Linked DNA regions of Homo sapiens: region 1 is linked to region 2. Evidence: read pairs that join two places in POLR2A ChIA-PET (ENCODE). Cell type or tissue: GM12878. All regions are shown on one strand. Links, peaks and the distances in the headings refer to the core of each region. The heading gives the core; the rest is flanking DNA. Region 1 has its middle 6.4 kb from the start of GLYATL1-AS1. Region 2 overlaps DTX4 (deltex E3 ubiquitin ligase 4).

What was found. ChIA-PET counts read pairs that join two places held together with the same protein. Peaks named below come from ENCODE experiments on the same cell type or tissue, not always from the same donor. Only the 100,000 strongest peaks of a DNase experiment are listed, where the experiment ranks them.
Region 1: POLR2A ChIA-PET joins it to region 2 with 8 read pairs; 2 of 35 experiments call an interaction of 5 or more read pairs at or near these places.

What each region holds. Positions count from the first base shown.
Region 1 is chr11:59,062,162-59,067,537 of GRCh38, reverse strand. No RefSeq gene overlaps it. Among named protein-coding and RNA genes, the nearest start is that of GLYATL1-AS1, 6.4 kb to the right of the region's middle. In GM12878, for the core only: no CTCF peak of the experiment used is centred there; a DNase peak (open chromatin) is centred at 3,124; H3K27ac peaks cover 1,274 bases.
Region 2 is chr11:59,173,956-59,179,331 of GRCh38, reverse strand. All of the region lies in intron 1 of DTX4 (deltex E3 ubiquitin ligase 4), which reads right to left. It overlaps LOC124902675 (a long non-coding RNA gene), which reads left to right. Exons shown (of 4, transcript XR_007062682.1): 4 at 4,835-5,376. Among named protein-coding and RNA genes, the nearest start is that of DTX4, 4.5 kb to the right of the region's middle. RefSeq lists a silencer at 4,367-4,436. In GM12878, for the core only: no CTCF peak of the experiment used is centred there; no DNase peak of the experiment used is centred there; H3K4me3 peaks cover 1,747 bases; H3K27ac peaks cover 1,321 bases.

The sequences.
Region 1 (5,376 bases), core at 301-5,300, 110 kb after region 2:
TGTGCCCTCGGAGTCACAAGGTTTTGTGCTGAAATGGGTGAGCTACTTAAGTTGGGACAATAAGATGGCAAAGAGAAGTTTCCTCAGGAAACCAGGGTAGACTCATTATCGGGAGAGTAACACATCCGATATTACTGCAGCTGTATTTGTCACTATGCAGAAAGCCAGCCAGGGGATAACATGAAAAGCAGAACATAGAGACTGAACACACAAACAAGTCCTCAAAGAAACTGTATACTACTGAATTAAGAGCTCTGCTGAATTCTGGAATGTCCACTCAGGTGAACCAATGAATCCATTTTATTGTTTCACAAGTAGAAAATATTTTTACTGTCAATATGAAAAGCTCTTATTGATATAAAGCCTACTGTGATCTTGGCACCACACTACCTTACCAGTATAGAAAGCATTATTTGCCTACCACATTCTTGAATTCTCCTTACATAGCATCAAATGCAGCTATCCTGTTCCCCAAATATGTTTTCCTGTGTACATGACTTTACTCAGGCCATTCCTTCATCCTTGATACACTAGTGAAATGTTATTCATTCTTTTTAAAAAATAAATTAGTTTTAGACATACCAAATGCATAATTAATGTACATAATTAGTGTATACAACTTGATGAATGTGAAGATACATGATCACCACATTCTATGACATCGACCTATCTATCACCTCCCAAAGTCTCTTCCTGCCCTCTTATTTATTATTTTTGTAATAAGAACACAACATAAAATCTATCATTTTAGCAAGAATTTGAGTGCACAATAGTGTTAACTATTGGCACTCATGCTGTTCAGATCCCTACAACTTATTCACCTTGTGTAAGGAAACTTTGTATCCCTTGACTAACACTTCCATTTTTCTCTCTTCCCAGCCCAGCAACCACTTCTACATCTATGAGTTTGACAATTTTAGATTTATTTTTCATTAATAAATCATTTCTCATATGATGCTGCTGTAGTTTCCTTAGTCTGAATTAAGTATTCTTCTCTCTGTACTCTAAAATCACTTGTTTATATCTCAATTTAGTATTATCATTTTGCATATTTTGAGCAAAATAGTGTGGGTCAAAAACCAGTCTCTGTAGTCTGACTGCCTAGGTTAAGATCCTTGCTTTGAAGTCCGTTACTTCTGCAACTATAAGCAAGTTGAGCTTCAGTTTCTTCTTTTGTAAAATAAGTATGATAATAACTACTGCACAGTTCTATTAACTGTTAAATGGGATAATCCATATGATGGGACACAATTCCAGGCACACAGTGTTTCCTCAGAAAACATTAGCTAATTATTTTTGCCTGTCTATACTTTCCATGATTTTAAGTGTCTATATTATTTGTTAGTCATCTTGTTGTCTTAAGACACGTTTAGCATTATTAACTCATACTCTATCATTATGCTTTCCACAAGCACTTATGTGTATGAGCTACCCAAATATATTTTAAACTACCTAAGAGAAAGGCTTATAACGACCATTGTTTAAGAACTTATCTCCAAGAACCTCATATGGCACTATGGTTAGACTATCACTCCTCTGAGGAGTTGTAAAAAAGTAGATATACCTTTGAAACTTCAGGTCTAGTCCTCGGGTCATCTTTTGTGGCACTAAGTGACTTGTTTTCTTCAGTCTTCATGGAATTCATGATGAATTCGAAGAGAATATAACTAATATTTACTAGTGGATAAGATGGAGAAACAAGGATTGAGTTCATTCTGCCACATGAAATGTCTAAAAAAAACCCAAAAAGGAAAGATCTGTGAAATAACAACTCTCAATCATTGGACATCAGGCTGTGTGGGACCTCATCTCTGATATCTGAGAAGAAAATCATATGAGGTAAGCCCTGTGGCTATTTAGGTTACTGTATGGAGTTTCCAAGGCATATCTTAGGCAAGAGAACAGGCAGAGTCTAGCAGTTTCCCTGAGTTGAGAAGACAAGCTTGGAGTTTTGGGAGGCCAGGCTGACTGGAGCTTGTATGGCAGAGTACTAGGGAGAAGAGAGCCACAGGAGCACATAGTATCAGAGATCTGCAGTGGGTATCCCTTGAGATTTCAGCTTGGTCAATGCATGAGTGGAATAAAGCTGTTGAAAAGGAACAGGAAAAAGAAGTACCCAAAAGGAGCAGATGTAACAATTTCTGAGGCTCATACAGGACAGGGAATAGATTCAGTTCACAAAAATCTGACTAGAAAATTTCACAATTCATGAAATATCAGAGAGACTACTCTGAAAGGTATTTCTTCCACAGTGGGACAAAATTAGCCCTAGTTCTGCTCCCACCTAACAAATAAAAGCAAACTTTGAAATTATAAAATGGTTTCCATGTAAAATATCAAGGTACTAAAATAAAGTTCAAGAATATTGATGGGAAGGTAAAAATTTCTGGCACCCAAAGTTGTGAAATTAACAAAGCTTGATATCTAATAAAACAATCAGCAAGCATTTAAGAAGTGGATAAATATGACCCATAATGACTAGGAACATCAGTGAATAGAGACAGATCCAGAAGTGAGAGAGATGATGGAACTAGTAGTCAGAAATATTAAAAGTCATTACCTTGAATTTCTGGCCAAAATGGAAGAACAGGGACTGGATTTCCCCCTAGTCTGAAAGCAAAACAAAACAAAAATGGGCAAAATATATGAAACAACGCTTTGCGAGGAACTGGACATCATGCAATTAAGGATAGTGACAACTGAGATGCATCCTACAATCCACGCTAGCAGACTAACTTGAAGGATTCCAGGCCAGTGTCGCAAGGAAGGGCAGCAAGACAAAGCCAGTTGGAATTCTAGATTTGAGGAGACAAAGCGGAGAGACCAGGGTGGCAAGAGGTCACGGGCCACAGACCCTGGTGGGAGACCTGCACAGAGAGGGAACTCCGGATATATGAAGAGGGTTCCCCTAAAGCATTCAGCTGCGTACTGATCAGAGCAGCAGCTGAGAAAACTTCCCAAGGCCAGGAAAGAACCACCCTAAAACTGTCATAGTCTAACTTTCCTCCAACCCTCTCCCTGTAACCCTTTTGGGGATCCCCGTTTTCTCATTTCTAGATTAAGGTCTTTGGCTCAGATGAAACTTTTATTGTTCGTGTGAATTGGTTCCTCTGAGCTTTTTAAAAAGGATTCCAGATCCCACCCTCACAGACTCTGATTCAGTATGTCGGGGTGTGGCTATGGAATCTGCATTTTTACCTGCCTCACTCCACAACCCCTGCCTCAAACTCGCACCAAGTTCTTTGAACAGCTGCCTCTGTCACCGCAGGATGACCTCAATGCTTTCCTAAAGCCCCAGAACCAATTAAGGTAACCTGTGCTTGAAGCTGTGCTTGCTTACAGAAACAGAGACTGGATGTCAGTAACCACCGTGCTACAAGATGGGAAACGAACTTAGAAGCGCTACCCTAACCTGAATCCTCAATTGCTAATTACCATACCTCAATCTGTGCCTACGGGAGAAATGCAGCTTGCTAGGCACATGTAGTGTTGGGCGGCAACAGCAAATAGGAGACTGCCACACTCAGCTGGTTCTGGAAAGCCCCATCTCTTTCCAGGAATCCTTGCTTTCCAACTACGTGCCCTAAAAGACCTTAAGGAGCACCCCCACACTACACCCCAGGCACTTTGAGCAGGAGCTCTCCTACTCCATTCCTTGATCAGTGAATAGTTTCTGCTCTGCTTAACCGAACCTGGTCTCCTTCTACGGGCGAGAAAGGCACCGGGTAGGGAAAGGACCCACCAGGGTCAAACGACCCTCTTGAGATTCAGGAACACCCAGATGATCTCCAAGTATCTTTTCAGGAGTACAACTCTTGGCCTTTGAAGCTGAGACGGGAAGGGAATTACAACGGGCGGCTGCCCAGCTCCCCATCCAAAACCTCCTTGACTTTGGGCTGAGGTCCTTCTGCCTACTGCCCTTGTCAGCCATCCTCTTAAGAACTCCAGGTCCGACCCGGGAAAAGAAAAACCACTCATAGAACTGGAGAGTCTGTCCACACGGTGCACGTGCCCGTCAGTGCCCACCGCTCTGGATTCACAGGTGCTGGAAAGTCTGCTCTCTTATATCTCTCAGCTGAACTTTTCCCGCCTAGAAGGGCTCGCCCGCGTGCGGCAGGAGCCTGGGAATTGACACTCTCACTGGCCAATGGACGAAGAGTCTCTGGAGGCTGTTTTTCCCTCATTGGATGTAAATGACTCATCTCTCATCCACTTTGGAAGCCAATTATCATCACTCCAGACAGTGAAGGGAAGGGAAGGATGAGAGCACACGCCTGCGCGCGCGCGGGTGGGTCTGAAGGCCGGGCGGAGGGCACTGCGCGCCCACCCGCACCCCTCCTTATTTGTCTGGATGACCCTTCCCGGTCTCAGTGATCCCCTCTCCGCGCCACTCAGTCCACGGGGACAGCTCCCGCGTCCCAGGATAAACTAAGCAATCACTGCCCTGCTCCTTCCTTCTCATGGGAGTCCCCTGTCTCCCAGTGGAAGCCAGGGAGGAGCTGCGCGGCAGCTGGGCGGAGTGCGAGGCACGTGGCGCTTTCGCGCTTTCCCAGACTTTTGATTGCCAGCTTGGGCAGCGCGCTGGCGGGAGCTGCAGGGCGAATAGCCAGCCAAGTTGCTTAGGTGTGTGGCAGTTGCTGCCATTCTGCAGCTGCGGGGTGGGCGACGGTGGCGGGATGAGCATCCAGGCGGGATCCTTTGGCAGCAGCAGAGAGAGCTCCACCCGGATGATGCAGAGGCTCAGGCTCCAGCGGACTTCAAGTCCCAGAGCAGGCTGCACCCGCGTCTGCGTGAAGTCTCCAGGGATTTGGCCTGATCCGCAAATGAGCTAACTTCGCGGAGGGGCTGGCGAACACAGACAATGCCAGCCTGGACGAGGAAGCGGCCAAAACTGCTTAGGCTTGGTTCCCAGGACGCGCATTACTGAGTGCGGTACTTTACTCTTCGGATGAAGACTCCAGAGTTCGGCCTCCCCAAACTGATATCAAAGAAGTGCTTTCCATGGGACTTGAGAAAACGTCTTACTGTTTAAGGAAAGAACGTCTTACTGTCTGAGACCCTGAATAGAAGGAGATGCCTTTAGTATTGGGTGTTATTTTTCAGAAGTTGGTCAAAGAAGGATACAAGATGGTTGATTAAGTGGGGATGGTGACAATTATTTTGCAACTCATAGAAGGACAGATGTTTATGTAACAGTTGATAGTTTTGGTGGAATAATCATGAGCATGTTTCTGAAATTAATATAAAATATACAGAGACCCCTAAAATCACTGCTTAAATTACATAGGTCTTGTGGTGTTTGGAAAGAGCAAACTTTGGAAGTATAATTGTAAAAATAATGTCATACAGTCAAGGAGAAGAGAAAACTTAAGGACA
Region 2 (5,376 bases), core at 271-5,270:
TTTGGCTTGAAAGTGAGGTTTCACTGGGGACCTGCCCCTATCTGCCTAGTCATTTGGCTGCCTTCTGCTGCTCTCAAATTGGTATTTGCACAATCTTTATTACTTACAAAGCACCTCACATATCCCACGTAAATTTCATAGCAATCCTAGAAATACCTTTCACAAATGAGGAAATTAAGTTTAGAGAGTTTAAATGGCACTATTTTATATTCTCTCCAGGGTGGCAGGGACTGTGCAATTAACCCCCTCACAGATTTGCCTAAAAGACTTTTTTTTTTTTTTTAAACACAATACTGTTATCAATCCTGGAGATGCCTGAGAGTTGTCCCAGAACTTCTGGAAACTATGCCATGGATCTATAATATACCTTTCTAGGTTTGTCTTCCTCAGTCTCTGTGTTTTCTTCTATTCCTGCCTGACAGAGGCCCCTTTTATCCTCATGCATTCCCCCAGAGTTCCCTGACTCCCTTCCCCACAATTCGCTAGGTCCCTTCTACTGAAATGGCCTCTTTTGCCATTTTTACCTATTGAAATTCTCCTTACCATTCAGGTCTCAAGCCATTTTCCATCCATTTCTTAAAATGTTCTCCCAGCCCAGGCCCCACCCTCAGGAAGCCTGAGCTGTGTAGCTTGACTATGCTGATGTGCACCAATGTTTCAGCAACATTTTTCATACCATCCTGCCTTAAGTGGGTGCAGGAATGCCACTGTGGAGCTCTTTGCATTCTTAGTGCCTAATGCAGTGTCTGGCAGTTGCAAGGGCTCCAGAAACTGCTGTGACTGATTGAAGACTTCTGGCTACTTTAATATTTAATCATTTATCACATATCCCTGAGCACTCATTAACTGCTATGGGGAATGCAGATTCAAGCATTCCTCAATTAGCTTTCAGTCTGAAACAGGGTTAGAAGACAAGTGTGTGAATGACTATTTATGAGGCAGAACGTATCACAAGGAGAATGCCAACAAAATGCATGTTGGCAGGAAAATTGACCATGTCCCTTCCCTGCGTAAATCCCTTCCATGACTTCCCATTAGGTTGAAATCTAAATCCCCCCTACCCACCAACATACATGGCCCCCTCATAGCCTAACTGCCCACATTTCAGCTACACTGGCCTTCAATCTCTCCTCATTGCCAGGCTTCTCTGATTCTGGGCCTCTTCACAATGCTGGTTCCTCCCCAAAACTCTGGCATCTTTTCCATAGCTCTTCCCACAGGAAGAGCTTATTTCTTCAAGGAGGCCCCCTGGGCAGTCCTGGCCAGGTGAAATTCTTGTTCCTTTTAAAAAAATTTTAATAGCATTCATCTCAATGTGCAGTTACATATGTATTTGTGTGGCTAATTTGATGAATATCTGTCCCCTTCACTAGAGAGTGAGTACCATGAGAGTGGGCATCAAGGTATGTGCTCATGGCTGTATTCTCTATGCCTGCATGTCCTAGGCACTCCAAAATATTGATTCAATAAATGAAGTAATGATGGTTTGGAAAGCATTTCAAGGTGTGGAGAATGTTTTAAGAAATGAATAACAAATGGCATGGACTCGTATAACAAAAAGAATTTTGAGAGGTAAAAATGGCAAAGGACAGTGTTTCAGAAGAAGGGACCTCAAGGCTAGCTGGGGGGGTGAAGGGTGTCAGAGAACTCTAAAGGAATGCATGAGGATAGAGGTAGCCTCTGTTTGGCAGATTGGAGGGAAATATAAGGCATAGAAGAAGACAATCCTGGAAAGATATGTTAGAGCCAGAGAGGGTATGGAAGGTCTGAAATGTCAGACTATGATAGATTTAATTTGTAATCAATGAAGAGCCAGTGAAGTTTGTTAAGAAAAGAGGGGCAAGACCAGAGCCACTCTGTCCATTAGTTCCAGGTGAGTGGAGAGGTGTTGGCATAGAAAATGAAAAGAAGGTGACAAACTGGAGAGACCTTACAGAGAAAAAAATGGGTAAGACTTGATCATGAGTAGCTGAATGCTTTCCAAGTGAGGTTTGAGGATCGCCTCCGTCAGAATCTCCTGGGGTATGAATTGAATCAGCAGTGCCCTTGAGACCTACAGGCCAGCATCTCCAGGGCCTGGGCATGGGAATCTGCATGTGAATGGCCACCTTGAGTGGTGCATGGGTACACTCAAATTTCAGCTGTTGGGCTACAGGGTCTATGTGCCTGTACCTATTAGGTGCCCAAATAAGATTCTAAATGACAGAATGAGTCAAAGAATCCTGGGTTTGGACCATGGGAAAGTGGTAAAATGGTGTCAGAGGGATGTCAAGAGGAAGAGCTGGTTTTGGAGGGAAAGTTGTTGAGTTCAATTCAACGCTACAGAGAGTCAGAGATAGCATGCAGACCTCAGAACCAAAGTGTTGAGACAATAGACATGGTGGGATTTTACTCGCTGATTATTTTCAGAGACCACCCTATTTTGGATGTGCTAGTTCTCGACTTTTCTAGAATCAGTATTATAAACCAGATAATCTGTGAAGTAACCCAAGGAAAGGGGCTCCAGTAGGATAGGGATTGAGGATGTTCATAAACTAAGGATGAAGAAGGAGAAAGAAAATCAGTTTTTTACAGATTTTCCACCTGCGTTACAAAGCACCCAAAACCTTTCAGCTTCTGGGAAGTGGAAGGCCATGCCTTCCAGGCATGCACTGAGGTCTCTGGGGCATGTTACACACATCTATGTAAGTGACTCACTGCCGTTAGGGCATGCGCTAGGTCCAAGAAATCCCAGGCCGCTCTTACCAGCATCCCCCACGCCCACCAGAATTTTCCGTAAGGACAAAGAAATATTTGGATGCTCTATTATTGCTATATCTCACATGTCTGGAACAGTGACTGCGCTAAATAGTTGCTCCATAACTATTTACTGAATGTAGAAATAGGACATAGGGCACCTAATTCAGAATCTCGGCCCTGCCATTGACTAGCTGTAAACCCTTGAGCAACTTAATCACTTTCAATTTGTTTCCTTACTTATAAAATGGGGATAATAATAGGTTCTTCATAAGATTGTTGTGAGGATTAAACAAGATAGTGTGTGCAAGGTGCTTGCCATGATGCAGACACATGGTGCATCCTGCACATTGTAATTATCATGTGGTCATCATGATGCCTGCCTCCTCCACTTCTATGCTAACATAGGGTAGAGGGTTTTGTGGCGGGGCTAAAACTCAGCTTCTGTCAAATCATTTAATTCAGCCCATGCTCTTTCTCTCCATCTGACACTTCTCACCACTTTAAAAGACATAAAGAAGGCAAAACCTGCACAGAAAACTCAGAGCTGGAAAGAACGCTCCTTTACCCTGTGCTTATCAGTATCATCACTGGCACAGGGGCCAACCCATTCACCTGTTGATCTGCATGATGGGAGGAAAGAAAAAGAGGGAAAGAAGAAATCTTAAGCCTGCTCTTCATTCTAAAAAAAAAAAAAAAAATGAGGCCTGACCATTTAGAGACTTGGTCAAGGTCACGGAGTAAACAGTGAGCCTGGAATGAGAGCCACAGTTGTTTGTCTCCACTCTCAGCCTGGATCTTCCGCATCCTGCTACTGAAAACCTGGAGTTGGTAGGGTCAGGCATGCTGAAAGGTACAGGGGAAAGTGATGCTGAAGTAAAGCTCTTCAGTCACTGCCCTACAACAGAAAAAGGACAACCCAGTCAAGGTAAATGATGGCAGGTGGAGAGGGGCCCACCGAGGCTTTTGGAAGTGGCCAAGAGCCAGTCCCATCTATCTCACCCCATCTCTACCCTTATTCCAGATTCTCTAGCCCAAAATGCCTAGAGAAGACTGGCATAGAATGCAAATAAGATCAGACCTCTAGGCAGTCTGGGGAAGGAGAAGGGCCCAGGGCAAACAGAGGCGGGCAGACGGGTGTCTGGGACCTCCCAGCCATCTCCCTGGAGACAGGCTGGATGAGGTCAGGAGCCCAGGCGAGTGGAGAGCCTGAGGACTCTATCAGCAGCAGAGCAAGCAACTTCTAAAAAGACAAAGCTCTCATGTCAGGAAATGTCCCCATACAGAGGAGGCAACAAAAAAGGAGAGGAATCGCCTCTGGGCAGGGGACTTCCAGATCTCTTTTGTTTATGGGGATGTTTCTGGTTCCCAGCTTTGAATTATGGCTTAAGGATGGTGGGTAATTTAATTAAACATTGCAAGGGCTTAGCTGAGGTTGCCTGGGAGCCACTGGTTTAAAGTTCCTACCCTGTCATGGCCTCATCAATGAGATTGAGAGGAACTATGAGTGTGTTGGTGGAGAAGGGAGAGGAGGGGGCTCAGAGCTAAGAAACCCAGAGATTCTTCTATTCTTCTTTGACAAGCGCCCTGACAGACCCAGCTTTTCTGGGAATTCAGCCCAGTGTCCGCAGCACCCAGCACAGGGCCTGGCGCACAGCAGAGAGGTATTCAGGATGGCTGACTGACTCTAGCAATGAGCGGATGAAACCACAGCAGTCTGATGATAAACACACCCTGAGGCAGCCTTTAAAATGATTCAGGGCAAGTTCTCTGCCTGAGGTTTAAAGTCCAGGGAGCGCCAGCCTCTGACTAAATTGCTCACCACCAGGCAGTCCTCAGGTAAGAGTGATCAGACCTGGGAAACGTAGCTTCTTTCCTTCCACCCAGTTTTCTCTACAACTTCGCTTCTGTAGAAAGGGTCATGAACCTTTGTAGATACCTTGCCTATCCTAAGTACCCCCAAACACAGATTCCACCTTTGCCCTTTCCAAATGTGGGAAAGGGGCTGAGACGTTTCTGTCACAAGGGTGGTTTTCCAAATGCTGTAGAGATTTACTCTGAAATAGAAAAGGTAACACCTGCTTTTTTTTTTTTCCAGGACTGGAATCCCCTGTCAGATGCTTTAACTGCTGGTCTCTCTCTCTCTCTCTGGTCCCACCTCCGTGGCTCAGCTCCGCCCAACACACACCCCCTCCACCCTCACCTTCTGATGCCTCCACCCTCACCTCCACAACCTTTACCCAAGTTGCGCAATGACATTCTCTCCCTCCCCCTCAGCCACACTTAATCCTCTTTCTCAATCTCCCCACATTCCTCTCTATTCTCTGCTCCTCCCAGTCTCCCTCAGCTCCACACACGGTTGAAGCCCCTCCAGATTCTAACACTTCCAGAATCCTCTCCCCAGAAAGCTCTCCTCAATCAGCCAGTGTCTGCAGAGTCCTTGGCAAAGGGGTTGCTGGGAGTTATGACTAAAGATGGGGACATGAGGGTGGAAAGATACCCCTTTCCCATGACAATCCTAATTAGCACACAGGATGTGGGGGCTTTCCAAGGAAGCAGAGAGACTCTGCTCAAACAGCTGTTCACTGGGGAGGGCCTTTCCGAGTCATCTTCTCTACGTCCTCCCCAGCACACCGGCCT